Linked DNA regions of Mus musculus: region 2 is linked to region 1. The links are chromatin contacts, found by Hi-C in ENCODE. All regions are on one chromosome and are shown on one strand. Each heading gives the region's core, a stretch centred on a gene start or an enhancer-like site at or near the end of the contact. The rest is flanking DNA. Distances are from core to core; before and after follow the strand shown. Region 1 holds the start of Cyp2d22 (cytochrome P450, family 2, subfamily d, polypeptide 22). Region 2 has its middle 10 kb from the start of Cyp2d10.

Region 1 (5,967 bases), core at 3,357-5,856:
ATAGGTGTTGATAGTGACCTTTGCATTTGAGAATGTAAATGCCGAAAGTAAAAAAGTCGTAAGACCACTGAAGGCATGGGAACTGCCCGTAGATGAATGGATAAAGAATATGAATATATCATTCATTCTATATCATTCATATCATTCTCTATCATTCATATATCATGGTTCTAACGCATAACATGCTAATATAGGTCAAGTTATAGCTAGAAGTCTTTGATATCAAAAGGCCTACTGCTTTAATTGTGGGACTTTTGAAACAAAATTGTGAACAAGGCACCTCTAAGGGCAATGGTATTTCAAAATATAAATCAGAAAAAAGGTCTGGGCTTCTAGGAGTGTGCAGATGATGTGGCAATGCATGTACATTCAATGTCTTCATGGACCCATGTGTCCGTGTCTAAAGGCAATGCTGCTCTAGACTTGGCCATAGTTTAATATTGTACACTATCCCCCAAAGGTTATATGTTATAAAATATCTACTGGAGTTTATGGTCCTTTGCCCTCAGGGATAGTAGCAATGGTCTTAGGAAAGAGCAGTTTATCTTTCCAAGGATTTATTGAACATCCAGAAATTGTATATGAAGATTTCAAAAGATAAATTAAAATACTTGCTTATGGTGAGAGAGAGAGAGATACAATTTAACACAGGTGTTAGAATTGCTCAGCTGTTACTGCTTCCTTCTATCAAAGGCATAGCTGCTCTAGTAGAAAGACCAGTAAACACTGGAAATCATGTGTTCTGGGAAACAATTCTTAATGATCAGAGGCCAAAATTAAAGTTACAAGTGAATGACACTGAAATAGAAGGTTTGGTTGATACAGGAGGTAATGTACCTATCATTTCACACACACACACAAAAAAAAAACCAACTTAGAATTCAGAATGGCCACTTCAAAAGATTTACACCCAGTTTCTAGGAACTGGAAAGATATCTCAGATATAACAAAGTGTGTGATAACTTAAATGTGTGGAACTAGCTCTTTAAGCCCTCACCTTTCTTACTCTCTAGGCCTTCTTCTCTCTCTCTCTCTCTCTCTCTCTCTCTCTCTCTCTCTCTCTCTCTCTCTCTCTCTCTCTCCCTCCCTCCCTCCCTCCACGTGGCCATGGCCGGCCTCTCTCTTTCTACCTTCTCTCCTTTCTCCCTTTATTTCTACAGTAAAGCTCTAAACCCATTTTTAAAATGTGTGGAGCTAGAAGGCCAGTAAGAAAGTTAAGGCCTTAAGTGGCTGACATGCCCCTAAATTATGGGGACAAGATCTATTACAGCAGTGGGAAACTGAAATTAATATGCCCTCAATACCAGAGACAATCCCTAAAATAAGGGATGAGATGGAAGATGCTTCAGTGGAAAGTATTTGAAAATGTGATCCAGAACAATCCCAGACTGTGTCGCTGCTTGTTCAAAATCAGGATGCAACAGGGCTTGAGTTTCCAAATTTATAGGGGGTGAGGGGGACTGCACAAATTATACCAACAACCTACCTATAAAATGGTTGACTGACAAGCTTGTGTGTGTAGAACAGTGGCCCTTAACTAAAGAAAAAAAAATTAGAGGTACTTGAGCAGTTGGTACAAGAACAGCTTGGGGCTCAACATGTAGAAGAGTCTACCAGCCCATGGGACTTCCCCCATATTTGTTATAAAAAAAAGAAATCGGGGAAATGGAGGGTGCCAACAGATTTGAAAGTGAAGAATATAGTAATCCAACCAATGGGTCCATTACAGCCTGGAATTCCTTTCCCTTCTTTACCACCTGAGGCATGGCCTATGATAATAATTGATTTAAGACTGCTTTTTTACTATCTCCTTGCAAGAGCAGGATGATGGAAATTTTTTTCTTCACAGTGCCTATCTGCACAACCTACAAAAAGGTATCAGTGGAAAGTTCTTCCACAAGGACTGTTAAATAGTCCAACTTTGTGTCAATATTTTGTGCAACAACAGCTAGAAATGATTCATAGTCAATTTCCTCAATCTGTTCTTTACCACTACATGGATGATGTTTTATTGGCTGACTTGGACACAGATACCTTAGAGGAAATGTTTGGTGAAGCAAAAAGAATTTTATCTTGTTGGAATCTGCAGATTGCTTCTGTAAAAATACAGAGAGGAGATTCTATCCATTATCTAGGTTACGAAATAAGTCAACAAAAAGTCAGCCACAAAAGGTACAGATAAGAAGAGATCAGCTGCAAGCTCAATGATTTTCAAAAATCAATGGGAGACGTTAATTGGATACAGTCCACCATTGGATTAACTACTCATAAGTAATTTGTCTCAAACATTACAAGGAAATTCAGACTTAGACAGTCCATGAACACTAACAAAACAAGAGAAAGGGTTAACTTTAATAGAAAAGAGACTCCAATATGCATATTTGGATTGCATAGATCCCAAACTGGACTATATTTTAGTTATTTGGCTTCTACTCATCCTCCTAGTAGGCTCATTATGCAAAGGGAAGATGGTATTTTAGAATGATCTTCTAGCATACAAAGTAGCTGTTAAAAATAAAAGAAAAAGAATTAAAGAACAAAAAGAAGCACTTACAAAAAGCTACATTTGGCACCTAATGTGGCAGACTGTTTGAAAGAAAAAGAAACAATGGAAGACATGTGGCTACCATTGTGGCTAGGCAGAATGGGAGGCTTGATTTCAAGTACAATAGAGCAGAGAGAAAGGAGCTAGAGAGAGTAGTTGTAGGAGGGAGAGAGAGTATTAGGATTGGGGAGTAGGAAGAAGTAAGGTCCAGGAAACAGAAGAGTAGAGTCAGAGAAGACAGTTGATGCAGGAGGAAAGAAAACTGAACAGGGCTAGAGAGGGGAAGAGATTTTTGAAGAGTGAAAATAGGAGACAGTTGAAAGTGAATTGGGCTAGCAGACTGAGAAGACAGTTGGTGACAGTTGAGCCAGGAGAAGCTGAGCTGAGAGCCAGAGAACATATTGTGAGGAGACAGATAAAAGAACTCACAAAGTATTGGTAAGAATATAAAGGAAAAAATAGGAAGCAAAAAGCAACATTTACAAAAATACGCTACAATCCCCTGTGGTGCCTGCTTCAGCTTCTGCCATGACTGTCCTATGATGGACTGTGACCTAGAAGTGTAAGCTGAAACCAATCCTTCCCCCCCCCCAAGTCACTGTTGATCCAAGTGTTCATGTCACAGCTATACATCGCCTCTTCTGTTTCCTTTTTATTTCTGCATTCCTTTCCTCTTCCCCTCCCCTCCCCTTGCCCTTCTTGTGTAAGTGGTATCTTAGTGTTCCTCTTTGACCCTCCTTTCATCTCTGTTTTATTATTTTTTTTTATTTGTTTTATTTTTTTTTATTTTATTTGATTCCCATTATTTACTTTGGGGATTAAATCAGCATCTTTTAAAACTTATTGTTAGGGTGTGTACATGGAGTTGGGGGAGATGCCATCTAGAGAGGTCAAAGGACAACATCTGGGATTCCGTTCTCATCTCCCTCCTTGTTAAGGCAGGGTCTCCCTTGCTGTTACTGCCACATTACATATCCCAGGATAGCTGACCAGTGAGCTGCCAGGCATAAAACAACACCTTAAACTTACAAAAACCTTATTTGAATAACAAGTTACCTTCTGTAGTATACAGACACAGGACATCTCGTCTAGTCTCTCACCCTTCCCCGCTATACTATCTTTGCCACAGATAGCATGTTTATATGTTTTGTACTCATGAAGACAGACTTGTAACTGGTGTTCTATGCATCGGTTTTCAGGCATACAGACAAAAAGAAAGGCCTTACAACCCGAAGCACGCTAGCACTTTTACCGCGTTGTTACTGCGCCCTGTGCTCATTTCTTCTATGGCTGTGAGTTAACTGGCTAGCATCACTTCGTTTCAGCATGGAGAACTCCCTCTACTGCGCCCTGTATGCTAAGTCCACTGACACCAATGACCTTCTACATTTATCTGGAAATGACCTGCTTACTACTTAATTCCCGAAGGACATTTCTTTATTCTTAACAAAGAACATGTGGATGATGTTCTTCAGGATGTGCGTGTGTTATCCTGTGTGTGGTCTTCCGGTCTCTGTGGTCACTGATGAAAAATTAACTCTTAATCTCAGCATGATCCCCGTGTGTGTAAAGGGTGAATGAATGACTGCTTTTTACATTCTCACTGCAGTTCCCTCTGTCTTCAGTGTCCACAAGAACCATCTGTCGCTCACTGTGGTCCCTAATCCCTCTGGGAGCACAAGCTAAGTCCCAGGGGGCTCTCTGGGTGCTGGGGGAGATAGCAAGGTTTTGACCTTGGACCTGTCAGGGCTGAAGCCTCCTACTCAGAGCCCCGCCTCCTCGTTGCAGTGCCTCCTCCCAGGAAGGCCCCCCCTCCTCCTCCTCCTCCTCCTCCTCCTCCTCCTCCTCCTCCTCCTCCTCCTCCTCCTCCTCCTCCTCCTCCTCAAATCGGTCTCACCTCCCGGGAGTGGATCCGCCTCCTCAGAGTGTCCCCCTCATGCTCAGAGTGGAAGCCTCCTCCCCAGAATGTATCATCCTCCTCAGAGTTGCTCCGCCTCCTTCCCCTCCTCCCCCGCCTCCTCTTCTCCCCCCCCCCCCAACCCCATTCCTCTCCCGCCTCCTCCTCTTCCTCCTCCCCGTCAGAACGTGCCCTCCTCTTCAGAGTTGCTGCTCCTCACAACTCCCCCTCCACCTCAGAGTGAATCCTCCTGAGTTGCCCTTTTTCCTCGAGCTCCTACTCCTCCTGTTCCTGCGAGGCTCCAGACACCTCTTGCCTCTCCTCGGCTGAGTTTCAGAACGCACCGGTAAAGGCAAGGGTTGCAGGGTTGCGGGTCTGCCCATTCGCTGTACAAGGGGTGCGAGGCGGGCCCCCACCCCAACCCCTGCGCTGGGGCTACCTTGGCACTGGAGCGTAGCAGTCCCTCCCCCTGGGCGGGGCTGGAGTGGGCAGAGGGGAACCTCCAAGGGCCTCCGAGTAAACTGTTTTCCATTGTCCCAAGCTGAGGCTAAGATGCTAGAACCTCCTAGAGTCTGATAGAGGGCAGGTTTTGAAGGGCTCATCCCCTAAGACACAGAGCCTGGGAACCCGCCTGTAGCCAGGCCGCAGGGCTGAGAATCTCTGTCCTATAGTAAGCAGAGTGGAGCCTGACCCTGGACCTTTGCATAACCTGCCCTTTGGCGTGCATTCTAGCCTTATCAGGGACAGGCGGTACCTAAGCAAACCAGACCTCTCTCCGAAGACCTCTCTTTTTGCCCTTTGGGGCTCAGCGAAGGTGGGGAAAAGAGGGTGGGGACGGTGAGTGGACCCTGGACCTCACAAACTCTGCTGCACCCCCTGGAACTGGGATGTTGTTGTCAGTGATTGGCTTAGAGGATCCACCCCCATTTAATTAGGAAAAAAAATCTACACTGAGCTGGGCACAAAATCCCAGCACATGGGAAGCAGGAGCAGGAGGATCTCTGTGAGTTTCTATGACAGTCTGGTCTACATGTCTACATAGTGAGTTCCAAAACAGCCAAAGCTACATAGTGAGACTCTGTCTCAAAACAGGAAGGAAGGAAGGAAGGAAGGAAGGAAGGAAGGAAGGAAGGAAGGATAGAAAAAAAGGGAGTGAAATTCCTTGTATGTTCAGTGTAGAAATTCCCTTTTTTTTTCTATCACCAACTAGAATGTACAGTTAATACCTTGTACTCTATCATGGCTGTCCCTACCCAGCAGCCCACCCAGTTCTTGTGGGTGTCAGGGCAGCAGCAGACACTGGAGTATTCTCTCTGTAAACAGCCAAGCATTCCTCGCACCAAGTGTCCTACAGTTCTTGCCTATGTTAACTAACAGACTATTCTAGAGATTTGCTTTCCTTCCCAGCTGTTGGTTTCGTGGGTTTAAACCAGATTCCATACCGTAGCTCAGGCTGGCCTTGAACTTGATGCAATCCTGCTGCTTACAAGTAAACTACCGTGTGTATTTAGCCCTGAAGTTTTGA
Region 2 (5,435 bases), core at 2,056-4,555, 37 kb before region 1:
TAAGTTCAAGAGACAAAGCTATGGCGGCAAAGCACGGGTGCACCACAAAGGCCATGGGGGATTTGAAGCACGGGGTTGGCATGGTAATGACCCACCAGTGGCAAGCTAGTGAGCTGGGTGGAGAGATTGTGGAGTTCTGAGTCAGAGTATCCATGAGATGAAAACAGATCAGCTATTAACCACCAGTGCATGGCCAGCCAGGCCTCCTAGACTGAGAGTTGATGGCACAAGTGCGGGAACATGCTGCTACCATATATTTTTTTAATATTTCCCACAACAGTAATGAGGTAACAGACTACATCTCTGTAAGCTTTTTCTAGCTGTCAAGCTACAGTTACCTTAGCTGTCAATGTAGTCAGAAGTCTGAGAAAGAATAAACAATAATTTAGTAGTTGTATATTATTTACAAAATGACAGAGTCCACTAGCCAACAGTCCCTGTGGTCTCCATGGCAACTTGAGCAGTCAATCTGTCTTTCAAACACAGAAGAGGCAGGACTTTTTCCCTGTGGAATGGATATGTATGACATAAGAAATGGCTTAGCTTGATTTAGATAAGTCATTTGACTCAGGATATCCAGTTTTGTCCACTGTGTTTCTCAGTGATTATCATATCACAATCTAGGCAGTATCTTGTAGCTGGTTCAAATCTTCTGAGACCTCATGGGAATTTAAACTGTTAAAGGCTTTGGGAATTCTGTCTGTCATAAACTTAATAATTAGCAAACCTCTGACAAGATTGAGGGCTATGTCGATTGGTTATAACTGAATAGACCACATCATTATTCGATGGCAGTAGTAGAAACCATCATTATCTATAAAGACAGAAAGGGAATGAAAATCTGAAGTAACTTAGACAGGTTGTGTAAGTAGAGAAAAACCTATTTTTGAATTAGCACAGAAGCATTTGGCTAGGACTAGAGTAAGAAATCAGGCAGCAGTGGCATAAGATCATGGTGACAGAAAATTTGTTGGTCCAGACAGGTTCAGGCCTGTGACACAAACTGAGTGTGCATGCCGTGAGAACAGGGTAAGGGTGTGGGAGCGTGGATAGGTAAATGCTTGGATACAGGGAACCTCTTTCCATTTACCAGACCACTGGCAGTATGTATTAAGATGCCATAAAATAATTGAACCTAGTGTGCCATTAAGTGGCTATTTGGAGCCATTATCTAGTGGATACTGAATCTAGACCTTATTGCAGAATGTACTAGTTTTGATGCCCTCAATTCAGGTGTTAATTTCAGATATTTGATATTTTCCAGGAGACATCCCAGTGGGGTACCTTGCTATAGCTGTCCTACAGCCACTGAAAACTGGGTACTTGAAAGGGAGGCTGGGGATGAAAAAGGACAGGTGAGAGAAGGATGAAGCCAAGACAAAAGTTTCTGACCAAGGCTCAAAGTTTAATTTTTAGCTCTGCGTTTATATAAGGAAAGCCTACAGACCCCATCCTTAGTTTCAGCTGGATTATGTTGCAAATCAAGATCAGCAGGCTGTCTACTCCTGTAGAAAATGGACTCTGCCTGGGTCCAGAAAAGAGTTCAGGTTACAAGTATACAGCCAGGCTAGTTCAGGTCATCACATTAACATCCAGGGACTCTGCCAAGTCCCAGACTCACCAGAAAGAAGTCCAACCTAGATCTAGGAATTGTTGAATGGCTATAAGACCCTGAGGGGTTATGAACCATTTTCAAGAAGGGAAGTCATCCAAGGGTCTAAATCTTACCGTGTATGTCAGCTAGGAGGCAGGTCCTAAGGACTGGGGCATTGAAATTCTAGGGTTTTTTTTTTCTCCTTTTTTTTATTAGGTATTTTCTTCATTTACGTTTCCAATGCTATCCCAAAAGTCCCCCATACCCTCCTCCCATTCTTCTCCCCCCCCCCACTCCCACTTCTTGGCCCTGGTGATCCCCTGTACTTAGGCATATAAAGTTTGCAAGACCAGTGGGCCTCTCTTTCCACTGATGGCCGACATATGCAGCTAGAGACACGAGCTCCAGGGGGTTCTGGTTAGTTCATATTGTTGTTCCACCTATAGGGTTGCAGATCCCTTTAGCTCCTTGGGTACTTTCTCTAGCTTCTCCATTGGGGGCCCTGTGATCCATCCAATAGCTGACTGTGAGCATCCACTTCTGTGTTTGCTAGGCCCAAGAATAGCCTCACAAGAGACAGCTCTATCGGGGTCCTTTCAGTAAAATCTTGCTAGTTTATGCAATGGTGTCAGCGTTTGGAGGCTGATTATGGGATGGATCCCCGGGTATGGCAGTCTGTAGATGGTCCATCCTTTCATCTCAGCTCCAAACTTTGTCTCTGTAACTCCTTCCATGGGTGTTTTGTTCCCAATTCTAAGAAGGGCAAACATGATAAAAAGCAATCTACAGCAAACCAGTAACCAACATCAAAGTAAATGGTGAGAAGCTGGAAGCAATCCCACTAAAATCAGGGACTAGAAATTCTAGGGTTTTTGCAGACTAGTAGCAGGAAAGAAGGAACTGTATGGTTGGTGTGGGCCCATCTGACTGTGTAACTCAGATGGCAGAAGCTAGCCCCACACTGTGGACCGCAACTAGTGGCAGCAGCTCCTGTGGCAGAAGTCTATGAGTCCCACAGTGGCCAGTGGGTGGCAGTGGTTCTGCAGTGTGTCCTCAGTTGGTAGGGCGAGCAGCCCTTCCTGATCCTTCCTGCCAGGTCCTGGTGAACTCACTATGGGTGAGGCAGTGCTATGCTGTGGCCCGTGGATTACTGTGGCACCATTCTGCTGTCTCCTCGGTGGCGGCTGAGGCAGCTGCACCACATTGCAGGCCCCGTGGAGGTGGCCTGAGGCAGAGATGCTGCAGGTCAGGCAGTCTGTGGTTCCGCTCTGCTGCTTGGCAGTGGCTGAGGCCTCAGCTGCAGCAGCGGGGAAACTGTGTATTTAATTTGACCGGGCACTGCATGGGACATCCTACTAACAGCTGGAAGCCACAGCCCAATGCTTCTGACTGTTGGAGTCCACAGTGGGCAGGGAAAAGGAAGTGCCTGAAATAGGGTATTCCAAAACTCAGCAAGGAGCACACTATTCTCCCGGCATGCAGTACTGCTAGCACTCACTTTATAAGTCCCAGGCAGAGAGGGACTGGGTGGTGGGGAGAACGGACCTCCCTCTTGGGCACCGAAGAGTGGCCTCTCGGACAAGGCAAAAGCTGTTTTTCTTGTGGCTGCAGTGGGACATCTAAAAGCAACTACAACAGTGGACAAACAGGCAGAGTCCAGTGGCAGCTTTGGTGGGGGCAGCAGCTAGGAAAGCAAGTCTCACGAACAGAATCCCTGGCAGGGCACAAAGGGTGGAGCTAGACCCATTCCCCCCCCCCCCCCCGGGGAACCACAAGCAAATGCAAGAGGAGGGAGGGCAGTAGACAGAGTCCTTGGCAGCAGTCAGGGCCAGCCCCACTTTTGAGATGGCAAACTGGCTGAATGAGCAGCAGCCACAGCCGGAGCCAGCAAATGAGGGATTGGGGAGGGGAAAGTCTATGCCATGTTTAAGTATGGTCCCCATAGACTCATATATTTGAACAAGCCTATGGAGGACAGGGAGTGGAATGTGATGGTTTGTATATGATTGGCCCAGGGAGTGGCACTATTAGAAGGTGTGGCCCAGTTGGAGGAGGTGTGTCGCTGTGATTATGGGAATTAAGACCCTCATCACAGCTAACTGAAAGCCAGTATTCTGCTAACAGTCTTCAGATGAAGATGTACCACTCTCAGCTCTGCCTGCACCATACCTGCCCAGACACAGCCATGCTTCCAACTTGAAGAAAATGGACTAAACCTCTGAACCTATAAGCCAACCCCAATTGAATGTGGTTCTTTATAAGAGTTGCCTTGGCTGCAACCCTATAGGTGGAACAACAATATGAACTACCCAGTACCCCACAGAGTTCGTGTCTCTAGCTGCATATGTATCAGAAGATGGCCTACTCGGCCATCAGTGAAAAAAGAGGCCCATTGGTCATGCAAACTTTATCTGCCTCAGTACAGGGGAATGCCAGGGCCAAGAAGTGGAAGTGGGTGGGTGGGAGAGGGGTGGGGGAGCATGGGGGAGACTTTTGGGGTAGCATTGGAAATGTTGGTAATGGTGTCTGTTCACAGCAGTAAAACCCTAACTAAGGCACATGTCCACTCCATTCATCCCCATAGGAAAGGCCACAGCATGTTTTTGTTCTTCAGTTCTATCAGCCATCTTAGAAGGGTCTTGAAGCTTGGTACCATGAAAAAGGGGGACCACTCCTGTATCTTTTTTTGTTTGTCTGTATGTCTTTGGATATTTGTGAACCATGGAACTGTGGCCATAGATGGCCAATGACCCTTCGGGGAGGAGCCTCCTTTGCCTTCTCTATATATTCTCAAAGGGGAACTCCTGGTTAATAACACCCTTAGTAGTTTTATTGAGTAATTCCTCCACAGTTGTCCTCAGTTCTGGGTGACACTCTCTGAAGAATGCACAAGGCTTTGCAAGCTATGCTCCCTGGAAGTCTGTGTTTCCAGGGCTGTTTTTTTTTTTTTTTTTTTTTTTTGGTTTTTCGAGACAGGGTTTCTCTGTGTAGCCCTGGCTGTCCTGGCACTCACTTTGTAGACCAGGCTGGCCTCGAACTCAGAAATCCACCTGCCTCTGCCTCCCAAGTGCTGGGATTAAAGGCATGCGCCACCACGCCCGGCTTCTTTTTTTTTTTTTTTTCCAGGGCTGTTTTGATTGAACCACAAAGTGTGGTCGTGGCCTCATTGTCTTAATGATAAGTGACAGTGGCATTGTTTGTGTGCTTGTTGGCTGCTTGTCAATTCACTTTGCACAGAAGTCTGTGCAAGCCTTTGGCTCATGCTTGCTACAGATATCTGATATACAATTTTATTTCTGACACTGTCTTCTCAGACCTCTGGATAACCATTATTTCTTCATCCCATGGTTTGCTTCTTTTCCTCCCTTTTATTTTTTTTTTTGACAATTAATCAGGAAGTATATTATGCAGTATGTTAAAAGATAACAAGTACCACAGCCATAATGTGGTGAATGGGACTATTGGGGAAGGAGAAGTGTGGACAAAGACTTGAAGGAAGGGAAGCAGCTAGCCACACAGGTGTTCACATCTAAGGCTCTCCAAGCAGAGGTAACAACCATGCCAAGGCCTCCACATGGGCCATTCAGAAACACCAAGGAAGCCAGTGTGACTGGAACAGATAAAGGGGCAAAAGGTACAGTGTATTGGGGAGACAGTAGGCTCCTGAGATCACAGCAAAGTCTTTGACTTCTATAATATTTTTTCTCATCAAAGATAAATTATATCAAACGTGAAGTCCTTGGGTGACCTGAGCTATCTAGCATATTTAAATGATATAATTAGTATGATGTCATAATTATAGTTTGTATATTAGTTATATAATTAGTATAATTATATACTA

Evidence for each region. Hi-C counts contacts between places; a loop is a spot of excess contacts on that map.
Region 2: a loop to region 1 is called in a map of left cerebral cortex, with 5 times the contacts of the local background. The contact joins the enhancer-like site here to the promoter of Cyp2d22 in region 1. A Hi-C loop is called at or near these places in 10 of 37 maps with a recorded cell type or tissue (gastrocnemius, heart and left cerebral cortex).

What each region holds. Positions count from the first base shown.
Region 1 is chr15:82,378,899-82,384,865 of GRCm38, reverse strand. It overlaps Cyp2d22 (cytochrome P450, family 2, subfamily d, polypeptide 22), which reads left to right and starts at 4,606. Exons shown (of 10, transcript NM_019823.4): 1 at 4,606-4,788.
Region 2 is chr15:82,414,908-82,420,342 of GRCm38, reverse strand. No RefSeq gene overlaps it. Among named protein-coding and RNA genes, the nearest start is that of Cyp2d10, 10 kb to the right of the region's middle. Within about 2 kb of position 3,305, at least 2 of the 3 ENCODE cell types and tissues checked have a DNase peak (open chromatin) inside an H3K27ac peak, as active enhancers do; they include gastrocnemius and left cerebral cortex, where a contact is called at or near this core.